Linked DNA regions of Homo sapiens: region 1 is linked to region 2. A link is a loop called in an ENCODE intact Hi-C map of the cell type or tissue named here. Cell type or tissue: PC-9. All regions are shown on one strand. Links, peaks and the distances in the headings refer to the core of each region. The heading gives the core; the rest is flanking DNA.

Region 1 (6,569 bases), core at 622-5,621, 73 kb after region 2:
GATTACATTTCAAGGAAGAATCAAAGAAGGAATGCTTTTAAAACCACAGTCAGCTGTGTGTGGAGGCTGGTTAAGAACTAGATTCTCCTGATCTTTACTCATATCTCTTTTGTATGTCATCTCAACACACTCAGTTCAGAAATCTCTGTAGCTCCTAACTCTGATTTTAAATTCCAATCCTATGCAACAATCTATCCACTTATATTATAACTCTGAATGTACACGGGTTGTTCTTTTCTGATCATTTGTTAAGTGTCAGGTGCCTCTAACATCATCTTGGGTTTATTCTGAGTTACTCTAACTCACTCTAAATCAAGTCCTCAGCCTGGATGTGCTCATTTAAGTCATTTATCATTAATAATAGCAATGGCTAAAAAAGAGGGCTAGGAAATAAGCTATTTCTACCCAGTCTAGTCTACATCTAAGAATTGAGGACAATAATTCCGGAGACTAAGTACATTACCAAAAAGACAATGGTTCCCTCCTGGAAATGCACCCACTAAAAACCCTTCTAAAACATGCCTGGATTAATGACAAAAAGATATACCAGACCAAGAAAGTCTAACACAGAGTCAAGCATTTTTTTCTTTAGCACTATAGAGGAGACAGATCATACAAATTCCATTTCCTGATAGAGTGCTTTTCAATTATTGACAGATGGGCAAAGAGAACATGGAAAGAGAAATAAAAAAAGAAGCCTTTATTGTACTTTTGGAAATGAGCAGCTAGATGTAATACTAATGTAGTGACCACTAACAAGCTTCATTGCAATATCAAGCTTTGTTATTAGTAAAAAATAAAGTACTATTTACGGAATACTAATATTTTTCTAATTACCAATATCTTCTTTTAAAAAGTCCCTTTTAAGAATGTGGTGTGAGGTACAATGCAAATTATAGTTGTGGTGGTTGATATTTCCTTGGAACAGAAAATCACCAGGAATGTGGTTAGCATTTATTTTCTCTGTTCATATGGTACACAGGACGTAAGCTATTCACTTTTCTATTTTTCCTTTTTTTCTTTTCTTCTCTTCTATGAATTGCTTTCACTTTCTTCAGTTCTATTTACCACATAACTTGAACTATACTCTCATCCTGTGAACGACTCATTTAGTGTGAAAATTGAATGCCCTTTAAGAAATGAATTGTCAGTGTTTGATATCACTATGCTCCTCTCATTTAGAAAAACGCTATGGTTTTATTGGTGAGAAGGGAATATAGCAAGAGAAAGGGAGTCAAAACATCCTCGAGAATGAAAGAGTTTTAATTGTTTTCAAGTATATGTTAAGACTGTCATAACAATATGGGAAAGAGAACAAAATAGATAATGTTGATGAAAATAAGCGATGACATCTGGACCACTTTTATTGTTATCTCAACTGAAAGAACAACGCTTAGAAAATACCAGCCACGTTGATAATTGAAAGTGTTGTTTTGCTATTAAAAATGAAGGAAATCAAAAAAGAATATAAAGAAGTAAATATGTGTTTAAATTTATAGTTCGCTAATTTTCAACATTAGTCCAGTCTAAAGAGTTCATGCTACATCCACCCACAATTATTATCAAGGCACTCTCTAAGTCGCAATGGTGTGTACCTGTAATCCCAGCTACTCAGGAGGCTGAGGCAGGAGGGTCACTTAAGCCCAGAATTTTGAGTCTAGCCTGGGCAACACAGTGAGACCTCATATTTCTCTTAAAACAAACAAACAGACAAACAAACAAAAAACACTTTATTCTACAGACATTCTATTCCCTACCCTGATATCCAACATTTAAATTTTGTTCCAGAAGCAAGCTTGAGAAACAGTGTTTCTTGTCTTGGCACTACTCTTTTAGGCATGCTTGCTTCTGTGTGCACATGAAATCAAATTAAACACTATGTAAAAAGAGTTAACTATGTGATTTTAAGTGAAATATAGTAGATCAAAATGGAAATACATCACTTATATAATGTTCTGAAGCATTGTAATGAAAATTTGCATGTGATTTTGTTATCTCAAACATTAAGAAATAAAGAAGTTACTCAATGGAGTAGTTTACCTTTGTCTGGTTTACTTGTAGTTAGAAAGCTTTTAGATGAGATGAGTCTTCTCATCTTTGCAGAGGAGATGGGATCATGAAGATATTAGCAGAATAAGAAGTCATCCAGTCAGAGAAAGATTAGAGAAACATTACATATTTAGCTTTATATAAATCACCTACATATAGTTTATAAAATTGTCCTTATGTACCTAAAACTTAGAAGGAAAGAAATCTGACCTGCTGGATGAATTTGAAGAGTTTGAAGAACTTTAGCTGTGAAATGATAGGAAGTCATTCCATGCAATTTTTAAATAGCAAATCTTATATTCAAGAATTTTCTCCTGACTGCAAAATATGCTTGCATTAAAGGTCCTATATCAGAGGTATAATTTGGATGTGTGGTCCAGAATTCAGTATATACAATAAGTCCTAATTCGTAATCATCTGGTAGCATATACATGAATTCACACATCATAAACCATTCTATACATGAAACCTTGTAAAACTACATTCTATCTGATAAATGTTTTCTAAACTTTGAAGATGTTGACCTAAACAGTGTTACTTATTTAGTAGACATTTTACTGTTCTTATATAATGTGGAGAAGTGAAGGGAAAGGGATCTAAATTAATTGGGATAATCCCAGCTGCCACTGTAGTTCCTGAAATCTCAATAACACAAGGTTAAACGAATATTGTTTAAAACAATAAAAGTGTATTCCTCCTTTACATTGCAGTCCTGTATGTATCATTCTTCTCTAACTTGCAGCTCTGCCATTGGAAAAACATGGCCTCCAAGGTCACTGTGAAGGGGGAAGAGGGAAAGAACAGGAAAGGCACTAGCTCATAACTTCCTCAACCAGAAGAAACATGTTTCACTTCCACTCACAATTCACTGGCTAGAACTCATTCTTATGGGAGAGACTAACCACAGGGGAGGCTTAGAAATGTGATCTTGTTTGTGATCAGGAAGAAGAAAATGAAATGAGGTATGGTAAATACAAAACATTTTTTTTCTGTCGCAGTCAGCGCTCTGACCTCCAGAGAGCCATATACTTCCTTTTTCACATAGCATACTGTCCCCTTCTCCCTAAGGGAGAAAACCCAGTAACTGCAGACACCTCCAGTTCCACAGTCTTACCAAAATACACAGCCTTGCTCATGAGGTTCAGATATTTTTCCTCTTAGTCCAGCAATTAAGGAAATAAAAGGATAAGCTATCTGTCTCCTCCCCTCTTCATCACATATATGCCTAATATAAAATGATAGAAGAGAAATGGAATGAGGCTCCCTGGGAAAAAGGTATAAATGGGAGAAACATTAGTCATTGGTCCAAAGCAATTCCAAAATTCCACTGGGTGTTATGAAAACTCCCTCCTCCCACCTAGTGGTGAGATATGATTGTTGCTGAGCTTCTGATTTTGTGTTCTTCCTCACTGCCCCCACCCCCCTCTTTTTTTTTCCAGTGGCTCCTGGATCTGCCATCTAGGGGTAGAGATGATCACTCACCTACTATTTCCTTAATCACATCTGAAGTGGGTATTTGGAAATATGCTTTCCTTAGGGGCTGCACAACTTTTTCAGTTCACATTCTTCTCGTGGTGGCCCAGGGTTTAAAAAGAAAGCAAATTCTTCAGCCAATTTCTCAATTAAATAAAAATTCAAAAAGCATATGTTTTTCCCAGAAATTCTGGCTTTCTTAGTCTGGGCTCATTATTTTTTTGGTGATATATGTATCCCTAAGATATACTGGTGAAATGTGTTTTAGTAGGCTTCTAATCTATTTGCTTCTAGTCAGCAACTCGTGCTAACTATGCTCAATGTTCTTTTGAACTCAGTTAACTCAAATAGCTCTCAAGCATGTTTTATTTCTTTTGCTTTCTAACCCCTACATTCCTTCTCCAGCCAACTAATTGTAGCTACCTTGAGCCCCACCCTTAATATGGTCCTTGCCCTAAGTTTCTTTTATCAACTAAGAGGTTTCATTGGCCCTTTGTCATTCTAAGTCTTTTAAAATTCCACCTGTTACCATTTGAGATCAAGAAGCAGTTGGCTTTTTTAACCCTTCAAAGCCCCAAACTTTTGGACTCTTCTTTTTTTTCTACTTGCAAACTTGGCAATTCTCTCCTTTGATCATCTCTTCCAAAAGCAGTTGTATTCGTTATATATTGTTGGGTAACAAATCGATCGAAAAGTTAGCAGCTTGAAACAACAAACATTTATTATCTCACAATTTCTGTGGGCTGGAAAGCCAGGAGCAGTTTAGCTGGGTGGCTCTGCCTCAGAGTCTCATGAGATTGCAACCAAACCGTCAGCTGTGGCTACAGTCTGCGAAGAACTGACTGGCACTGAGAGTCTACTTCCAAGTTCACCTACATGGTTGTAGATGTTGGCAAGGGTCTTCAGTTCCTCACCATGTGGGACTTCCAGTAGAAAAGCCCCAGGGCTTCTCATAATGGGGTTTCCTTGGGCATCTGTTATCCCAAAACAGTGAAAGCCAGTGAGTGAGCATAACAACAGCCAAAACCAAAGCCACAGTCTTTTGTGACCTAACCTTGAAAGTGATATGCCATATGATATTGGTCACTCATACCAACTGTAGGATAACATGGGTACGAGGTATGAGCATCAGGAGGCGAGAATCACTGGGGATTATCTTTGAGGCTGTTTTCCACAGGCAGCCAATAGTAGCAAATGCAAAGTTTTTGAACTTCTTTTCAATCTGCTTACTCGGTTAAGCATGTAGCCTAACTCACAAGTTAATAGAGGTGACAATTTTACCAAATATTTTGCTGCTTCATATCATAGATCATGTATCTAGTTCTTAACTGGCCACCAACCTTTCACTTTGCTCACTAATTAACCACTAAGCCAATATTCCATTTTGTATTTTTGTTCCAGCAACGCTTTGGTACTGATTTTTTATTAGCTAGGATATTTAATAATAGCTATCACAATAAATGTTAAATTATCCTAAATGTTTCTTATTTCCAGGCTTTCTTGCAATAAATCCTTCCTCTGTAAAGTGACCAGAATTTCCTCTGTAAAATACCTGTTTGAGCATAGTAGTCTAAATAAAAGCCTTTTGGCTCTGATACCTTCAGGACAAAGTTTATCTTATTATTGCTTCTTACAAGGCCCTTTACAATCTGACCCTAGCCTGTATTTCCAGCTTCATTTCCAGCTGTTCCCCATACATAATCTAAGCTTTGATCACAAGACTGCTCACCATCTATGGAATATAAGAAGCACTCTTACACCTCTGTGTTTCGTACATGCCAATCATTTTACCTAGGATTACATGTCCTCCCTTCAAACCTATATAGAACCCTGATGTCACCCTTTCACTCATTTTACCATTGCAATGTATGCATAACTTTACTGTAACAGTCTTTACAATGAATTATGTCTACTGCACTATAGTGTGTACCCCTCAAAGGAGCTACACTAGAAATTACTTACCATTATCATTAGGGCTTTATCAATCTTACTTTCTAACTGGATTCTTAATATTAATACTAGGTACTGCTATTTACTAATTAGTATACGGTTTAATTTTTAGTAATATGATAAACATTCATTGAATCCATAAATGATTAGATAAGTGAATTGACAAGGATCATTCATTCCTTCTTTTTATTCTCACCACATAGCTAAATCCCTCACACTTTGTACCTATAGTAGACTCTCAGTAAATGTTTAGCAACTATAAAATGGAAGAAAATCACTGATTCTTTCTTTCTCCTTGGATGCTCTTATTTTAGCATACATCTAGCCTAGACCTATATCTTGAGTTTAAGGCCCATATATCTAACTCTTTGAAGGAAATCTCTATTTATAATTCCCAAAATAAACGATTTTAATATGCAGAAAATTTGAATTGATCATGTTTCCCATTCATATCCATTTTTACTCCTGATTTTTTTTTTCTTTGTGAATAGCACCCCCATTCAGGCAAGCCAGAAGTGTGGGTGTCATCCCAGACTCTTCCTATTTATTTGCTCCCCATACCCAGCTTGATTCTAAGCTGTGACTTAAATATCTCTTGAACTGTTTTTATTTCTTGATTTTTTTTTCCAACTTGGTATTATGTCTCATTTAGAGTACTGCAGGAGCCTCTTAACTGGTCACCCTACCTCCTCTCTAACATTCCCTCAGTTTATTTCCCATAGTGCTGTCAAATTATTGTTCTATAGCACAAATTTGCAACCTCTATTTCTGTGTAAATGCCATCAATAGTTTCCCATTGTCTCTTAATGTTAACATTGCCACTTTTGTGCCAACATCAAGAATACTCTGTGGTTCTGCCCTTGCCTATCTCTGAAGACTCATCTCTTGCCTGTTCTCCTTTCTGCAGGCCCCAGTGTAAGGAGCCATATCGTGTTAATCATCTGTGTTTTCCACTAGGCACTGTCCTCTCATGTGTTCTGCCCTCCCCTCTGTATGGCTCTTTCTTTGACTAGATGTTAATTACTTATTTTGGAAAATCTTCCTTTTAGGCAGACCTTTCTGTAAATAGTTGTTGGCTCAATGTGTGATTATCAGAA
Region 2 (6,569 bases), core at 739-5,738:
TCATAATATAAATTGAGGTGCCTTTGACAATGGATGAGAATAAATCTCTTTTTCCCATTAGTAACAAAAGGCTTAGGCTGGATTTTGTTCTTCAGGGTGTACCAACAAGCTTAACTGTTAAAGTACTATAAGAATTGTATTGTGTGTAATTCAGAAGGAGTTCTAAAAACTGTAGCAATTTCTATTGTAAAATATTTAATGAGGTTTGTCAAATGCAAAGATCAAGACACCATAAATAGATATCCAGATTTGGTCTTCAAATTAAATTAGATAAGAAAATTTACTCTCCCTGAATCCAAGGTATTTATGTATAGACACACACAGACACACACACACACACAATATGTATGTACATAAGGAGTGGTAATATATAATAAAACCAATTTATAAGCAGTATAAGAATTGTTTATAAAATTCAAATAAGTTTAATTCCTCAAAATAATTCACACGACTTGAATGGAATACTCTTCTCATGTTGTAGTCCTTTCACCCTTCTGGAGAATTTCTCATTTACTGATAAATTTATGAACAATAAGAAATACAGTTTTACAGTTTTATGAAAGTTTGTTTCACTGAACACAGTGTTACCCAACTTAATTACACAATTTAATTATTAATATCTGGAGTTGGGCTCTGTGAGTAAATATTTGTTGTGTTGGTACCAAGATATCAAGGTCTTTGAAGTCAATTTCAGAAATAAATTCCAGGAATAATTTGAACAATAATTACATTATTGAAATAAGAACATATTTTTGAAAAATAAATTTTCTGAAAAGCTCGCAGAAGACTGTTACATAACTGGCACAGATCCCGTCTATGTCTGAAGAAGGAAAAGAAAGGGAGAGAGAGAGAGAGACCCTCCTGCACTTTGGATTTCACACTGAGTATATACTTTTTAATTTTTAATTTTTTTTTGAGAGGGAGTCTCGCTCTGTCGCCCAAGTTGGAGTGCAGTGGCACAATCCCGGCTCACCGCAACCTCCGCCTCCTGAGTTCAAGCGATTCTCGATTCTCCTGCCTCAGCCTCCTGAGTAGCTGGGATTACAGTTGTGCACCACCACGCCCGGCTAATTTTTGTATCTTCAGTAGAGACAGGGTTTTACCATGTTGGCCAAGCTGGTCTCGAACTCTTGACCTCAAGTGATCTGCCTGCCTTGGTGTCCCAAAGTGCTGGGATTACAGGCATAGGCCACCATGCCCGGCCTGGATTTCACACTGAGTATAAATCAGTGGCCATCTATCATTAAGGGGAGGGCAGGAGAGCTGAGACCCAGTAAAGTAATGAAGCTGATTCCATTTCATTGGCTTATTAGTACTTATTTTGTTTTTATTTTATAAGTAGTTTATGAACATGTTTTTTAAATATAAAATATTCAAACACCACAGATAGATTGGAAGCTCCATTTTCCACAATTTCTAGTCCAATTCCTCAGGAAAAAAATGTTGTAATTATTTGGAGTAAGTGCCCCTATTTCACAGAGTCACATTGTCTTTCAAGAAGAACAAATAAAATAGATTATGGAAATAGCAATAATATCCTTGAATTCCTTCTACTTATACCTTGCTGCCTAAAAATTACTAACGATTTATACATTCAACGAATGTTTGTTTAATATCTATTTGCCTCCTAGATGCTGGGGATAGAGCAGTGAATATAAATAATTAAGATAACATAACAAAAAAACAAAAACTGTCCCTTTATGAAGCTTAGATTCCAGACCAGGAGGTAATTAATAAAGAAGATAAACAAAAATCCACAATATATCTGATGGTGATAGGTGATAGTGCTATGGAGAAAAGGAAGGAAGGAGAATACTGGAGGTGTTGGAACTTAGGGGCAGGGGCTGCTGCAATCTTCAATGGTGTGACATAGAAATCCTCCCTGGTAAGGTGACATTTGAGTAAAGACCTGAAGGAAGTGAAGATGAACACAATTTGCTTACCACCACCACCACCTACCATGCCTCTCACCACATCTGATTGGGCTGTATCACCATGCCCATGCATGGAGGATAATTAAGGCCCGGCCATGACAGGCTATTCCCTCAGCCCCCTAAGGAGAAAGAACCTAAGCAGCTTTTCATAGTTAATTGCTTAAATTTATTTAAAATCATATTCCATTAAGTGAATTATGGACAGTTCTCTTTCCTGTGTGGTATGCCAGAAAGAGCATGAGCTTTGGAGCAGAGAGACCTGGATTCAAATGCTGACTCTGCTAATGACTAGCTATTTACTTGATACAGAAAAGCTTCTGTTTGCTTATTTGCAAAATAAAAATATTAATATTAAAATATTGTGAGAATTGAACAGGTGCTACTAAATGAAATGTGATTAAAGTATGTTAGATGTCCCAGCGGTCTCCTAGTCCCTGATTCCATTCTATATGTTTACATTTCCCTGGCAACTTGAGGATGATATTCTCATGTCTTCTGATAGATTTCTGTCTACTAGAAAGTAAACTGCAAAATGTTAAAAATTAATTTTATTTATTTATATTTATTTTATTTTATTTTATTTTATTTATTTCTCATTGTGGTATTTTATTTTTTATTTGAGTATCTCTCAAAGTCAAGTTCCTCAGGTATTGTAGGTGCAAAATTTTGCGAAATGAATGAATATGTTTTTGTGGGTTTTTGTTCTTGTTGTTGTTGTTTTGTTTGTTTGTTTTTTGAGATGGAGTTTCACTCTTGTTGCCCAGGCTGGAGTACGATGGCACTATCTCAGCTCACTGCAACCTCTGCCTCCCAGATTCAAGCGATTCTCCTGCCTCAGCCTCCCAAGGAGCTGGGATTACAGGCATGTGCCACCATGTCCGGCTAATTTTGTATTTTTAGTAGAGATGGGGTTTCTCCATGTTGGTCAGGCTGGTCTCGAACTCCCGACCTCAGATGATCCACCCGCCTCAGCCTCCCAAAGTGTTGGGATTACAGGCGTGAGCCACGGCACCCAGACAAATGAATACATTTTATGTCTATGTGTGTGTGTGTGTGTGTTTTAAAAGTAATCCCTCCTTTTTAGAGATTCCATCTCAGATTTTGAAACTACCTATTCATTAGCACTTGGGTTTTCTTAGCTATAAAATTTCACCGAATAGTTGGTTTACCTCTTTAAGGTATATTTGATGTATTTGTGAGTTTTTTCAACTTTCTACTTTGACTTGCGAGAAATAAAGAACTCATACTCAGAATTTATTTGGCTACCTTTACAATGCTGCTAGTAAAAAAAAAAAAAACTATGTTGCTTTAAAGACTTAGGCAAGAGAGGGGGAAGAGGAGAAATGAAGGAAGGGGAGGTTAGGAAAGCAGAAAGGCGGGAAAGAGACAAAAGGGAAGGGAAGAGAGAAGAAAGGAAAAGGAAATCCCAAAGAAAGCCTTTGCCTTTTCCTAATCCCCCATAGCAAGCAATTATTATCAGCATTTTCTGCCTGGAGGCATTGGTATGTAACATAAATCACAGAATGGCTGTACTCAGCCAGGAACTGAGTGACTCAGGGAGAACTCCAAGTGGTGGGGACAAGCCAGCCCTACCTCCAGCAGGAGGGCTGCATACACAGCTGGATCCCTGAGTGTTCCTTATTACACTTCCTGGTGACTCAGACAAGCACTCACATGCTAGGGCAAGGGGTATTTCATTAGAGAGCGTTCAGGTGATTTTTCATCCTCTAAAGCTGAGATGGAGCTGAGTCAGCCAATATAAATCCAGATACCTAATTAAAAGAGCTCATTTGTATCTGCTTGGCTGCTTGTGTGTGAAGGCTCATAGATTGTCTAAGCTGAAGTTTCTATGAAAACTCCTGTGTTAGGATACACTAGCTCTACCTGCTGAAAAAGACTCAGCCCCTTGGCTCCTTTGGTGGAACTGTGCTGCACCTTTATCCAGGTGAACCATGGTGTTTGGTGTGGAAAATGTTGGCAGAAAAAGGAAGATAGCTCAGAAAAGTAGAACGAAGGTGATAATTATTTCATCTTCAGAATTTTCAGGAGCTAGATATCTTCTGCCACAACTCTTCCAACTTGATAAGCAAAATACCAAGGGGGTTCCAAAAGAAGCAGAGCTAAAGGAACACATCTTCTCCTGATTATATTTTCTTGCATTAATCTGTTCAAAAATATGAGTAGTTGAAAAGAGTTGCATAAGGCAAAAAGCTTTGATACTTTATCTCTGCAAGATGCAAAACATCCTCTAATAAAAATAATTTACCTCTCTAATCCACCAAGAAGTAAAATAAGATTCCAGGGTGAAACATAAATCATTTGTAATTTCAGCCAGCCAGGTTCTAAATGAGTTACCCTCTTATTTGGACATAGAAATTTTAATCTCTGGAGATTTATCATTTGCAACTTTGCAGCTATAATTATGTTTAAGGCACATGTCTGTTCTTAACTAGATAGGGAATGTGTCACAGCCCTTTATGTATCGAAGGCATCTGCCATGATGTCTAGCACAGCATAAGCATGGAGTCAGTGTTGATTGGAAATGATAAAAAAAAAAACGAACAAACAAAACCCTTGTACTAGTTTATGAATATTATTCATCTTTGCTTGGTTCCTTTCCTAATGGCTAAGAAGCTGAAGACCTGTATGTGTCTTAGAAACACGTGAGTCTTTATCACTCTTCTCAGTTTAACATTTATGTCCCAATGATATAAATAGGGTTTGTGCTTTTTCTATTCCTAAAGTGTTCTGAATTTGAGTATCTAAAATATGAACTTGAACACCCAAACTAAATTTTCTTAACTTTTATGCAGCATACTTCACAAAAGTAAAGACTCTGAATGTTCAAATGTGACCAACAGGCTTGGATTAAGTAAAAGCAATTACAGAAGATGACTATTTTCTGTGAGTAAATTACTATATTTCTAGTAGAAACTTTGACTTGGGGATTAACTTCAAAGAGTGTTAAAACTAAAAAGGACTTAGGAATTATCAAGCCCCATTTTTAAAAAACTTTTTAATTTTTTTTTTTTTTTCAAAATTTTATACTACAGAAACCCTTGGAAACTGACATTCAAGCTTTGTAGATAGAGCAAATATGTTAAGTGTTCCTCTGGTTTAGAAAACAGGTTGGATATCTCACATTCCATCTCATATTCCACCTCTCATATTCCACTTCTTGTGGTGTTACATGAAACATCTAGGGATCACAAGAGTCTAGTGGGAGACCCACTGCTCTTTACTTTACAAAGGAGGAAACTGAGGATTAAAATGTTACAATGACTTGCCTATACCAAAGAGCTAGCTTGTATCAGAAGTGAAGATAAAACCCAGACCTTCCCTGTTTTGCTTCCATAATAAAGCTGCCTTCACTCCTTTCTTTATTTAAAAAGTAAAATATATTCATTGTAGATAATACCACATTAAATGTATGGCATCTAACTCCCAGTAGAATTTTCTTTCCACTGTACCATGCTGCTGCACTCTAGGTTCACTAGAATAAATACCATTCACTCTGTGTGTGTGTGTGTGTGTGTGTGGGTGTGTGTGTGTGTGTGTGTGTGTAGCTACTATATAGTGCCAAACTTCAAGCTGAAGGGAATTCAAACCACAAGTCATGGTCTTTTAATTTTTTGGAGTGAATGATTCAATGGCAAAAATGTATAAAAATAAGTTAAGTAGAAAGGGGAAAGTATGCCCCCATGTAACTGGAAAACACAAGGGTGTTTAATTTCAGGCATGATTGAATCTGGAAGTTCAAATGACGTCATAAGAATTATGTTTTTCTCTCTACCTAAGTGCTTCTGCATACAATGGGAAAGATGACCCTGGAAATTCCAGACTAGATAATATATGAGATCTCAGAAGAAAAAAGAGCCAACCTCTCTCCTCTGTCTTTCCCCCTTTCCTTCTCTCTTCCTCTTTTTTCAGCCATTTCAGTTTGTTGAAAGAAATAATCTGACTGGCTCTGATTTAGTCAATGCTCACTCATTAGCCAAGTACTCTTTCTAAGGGACATAGTAATCTGATTGACTAGTTTGATGACCAATGCCATATCAAGGGAGGTCAAGTTGTATGACAAAAAGCCACACCAAGTGACTACAATTCTTTGAAGAAAAGATGCTACGCAGATAAAAGTGAAAGACAACTCTACATGAAGATAATTTCCAGATGTATGTATGGCTAAAAATGCCAAAATAGGATTTTACCTACTATAGTTCTTTTTACCTATAATCTAATACCTGGTTGATCAGTCTTGTTTCTCTCCTGTTTCATCTTTACTTTTTTGGTAAATGTGCCACTAAGCAAAGCAATATCCAAAGTGAGAGTTTTTAGGAACCAGTGGCTCCACAACAACCACAAATAGGATAGTTTGTCAAAGGATCTTGACATTCAGTGGAAAAGCTGTTAAGAAGAGGTCACAGCAGTTGCCACAGACAAGGTCAGGCTTTGGGTAAATGATATATGCAAACCTCATAAAGGATCCACCCACAATTCTTCATAGCTTAATTTTACTATACATTCCTTTGTATTGCACACCAGGCCATTTTTTTTGTGTCATTCTCTTTATGAATGCCACATCTGAGATACCACTCAGTACATACTAGCTAGTCACTAAAAATTTACTTAGTGAAT

The links. Peaks named below come from ENCODE experiments on the same cell type or tissue, not always from the same donor. Only the 100,000 strongest peaks of a DNase experiment are listed, where the experiment ranks them.
Region 1: a loop joins it to region 2, with 2.1 times the contacts of the local background. A loop is called at or near these places in 1 of 110 quality-filtered maps.

What each region holds. Positions count from the first base shown.
Region 1 is chr3:115,983,606-115,990,174 of GRCh38, reverse strand. The region is part of intron 3 of LSAMP (limbic system associated membrane protein); the gene reads left to right. All of the region lies in intron 1 of LOC124906269 (a long non-coding RNA gene), which reads right to left. It overlaps LOC124909414 (a long non-coding RNA gene), which reads left to right. Exons shown (of 2, transcript XR_007096014.1): 2 at 1-2,031. Among named protein-coding and RNA genes, the nearest start is that of SNORD155, 82 kb to the right of the region's middle. In PC-9, for the core only: a CTCF peak has its summit at 3,388 (motif pointing left); no DNase peak of the experiment used is centred there.
Region 2 is chr3:116,056,862-116,063,430 of GRCh38, reverse strand. All of the region lies in intron 2 of LSAMP (limbic system associated membrane protein), which reads left to right. All of the region lies in intron 2 of LOC124906269 (a long non-coding RNA gene), which reads right to left. Among named protein-coding and RNA genes, the nearest start is that of SNORD155, 160 kb to the right of the region's middle. In PC-9, for the core only: no CTCF peak of the experiment used is centred there; a DNase peak (open chromatin) is centred at 3,530; H3K27ac peaks cover 848 bases.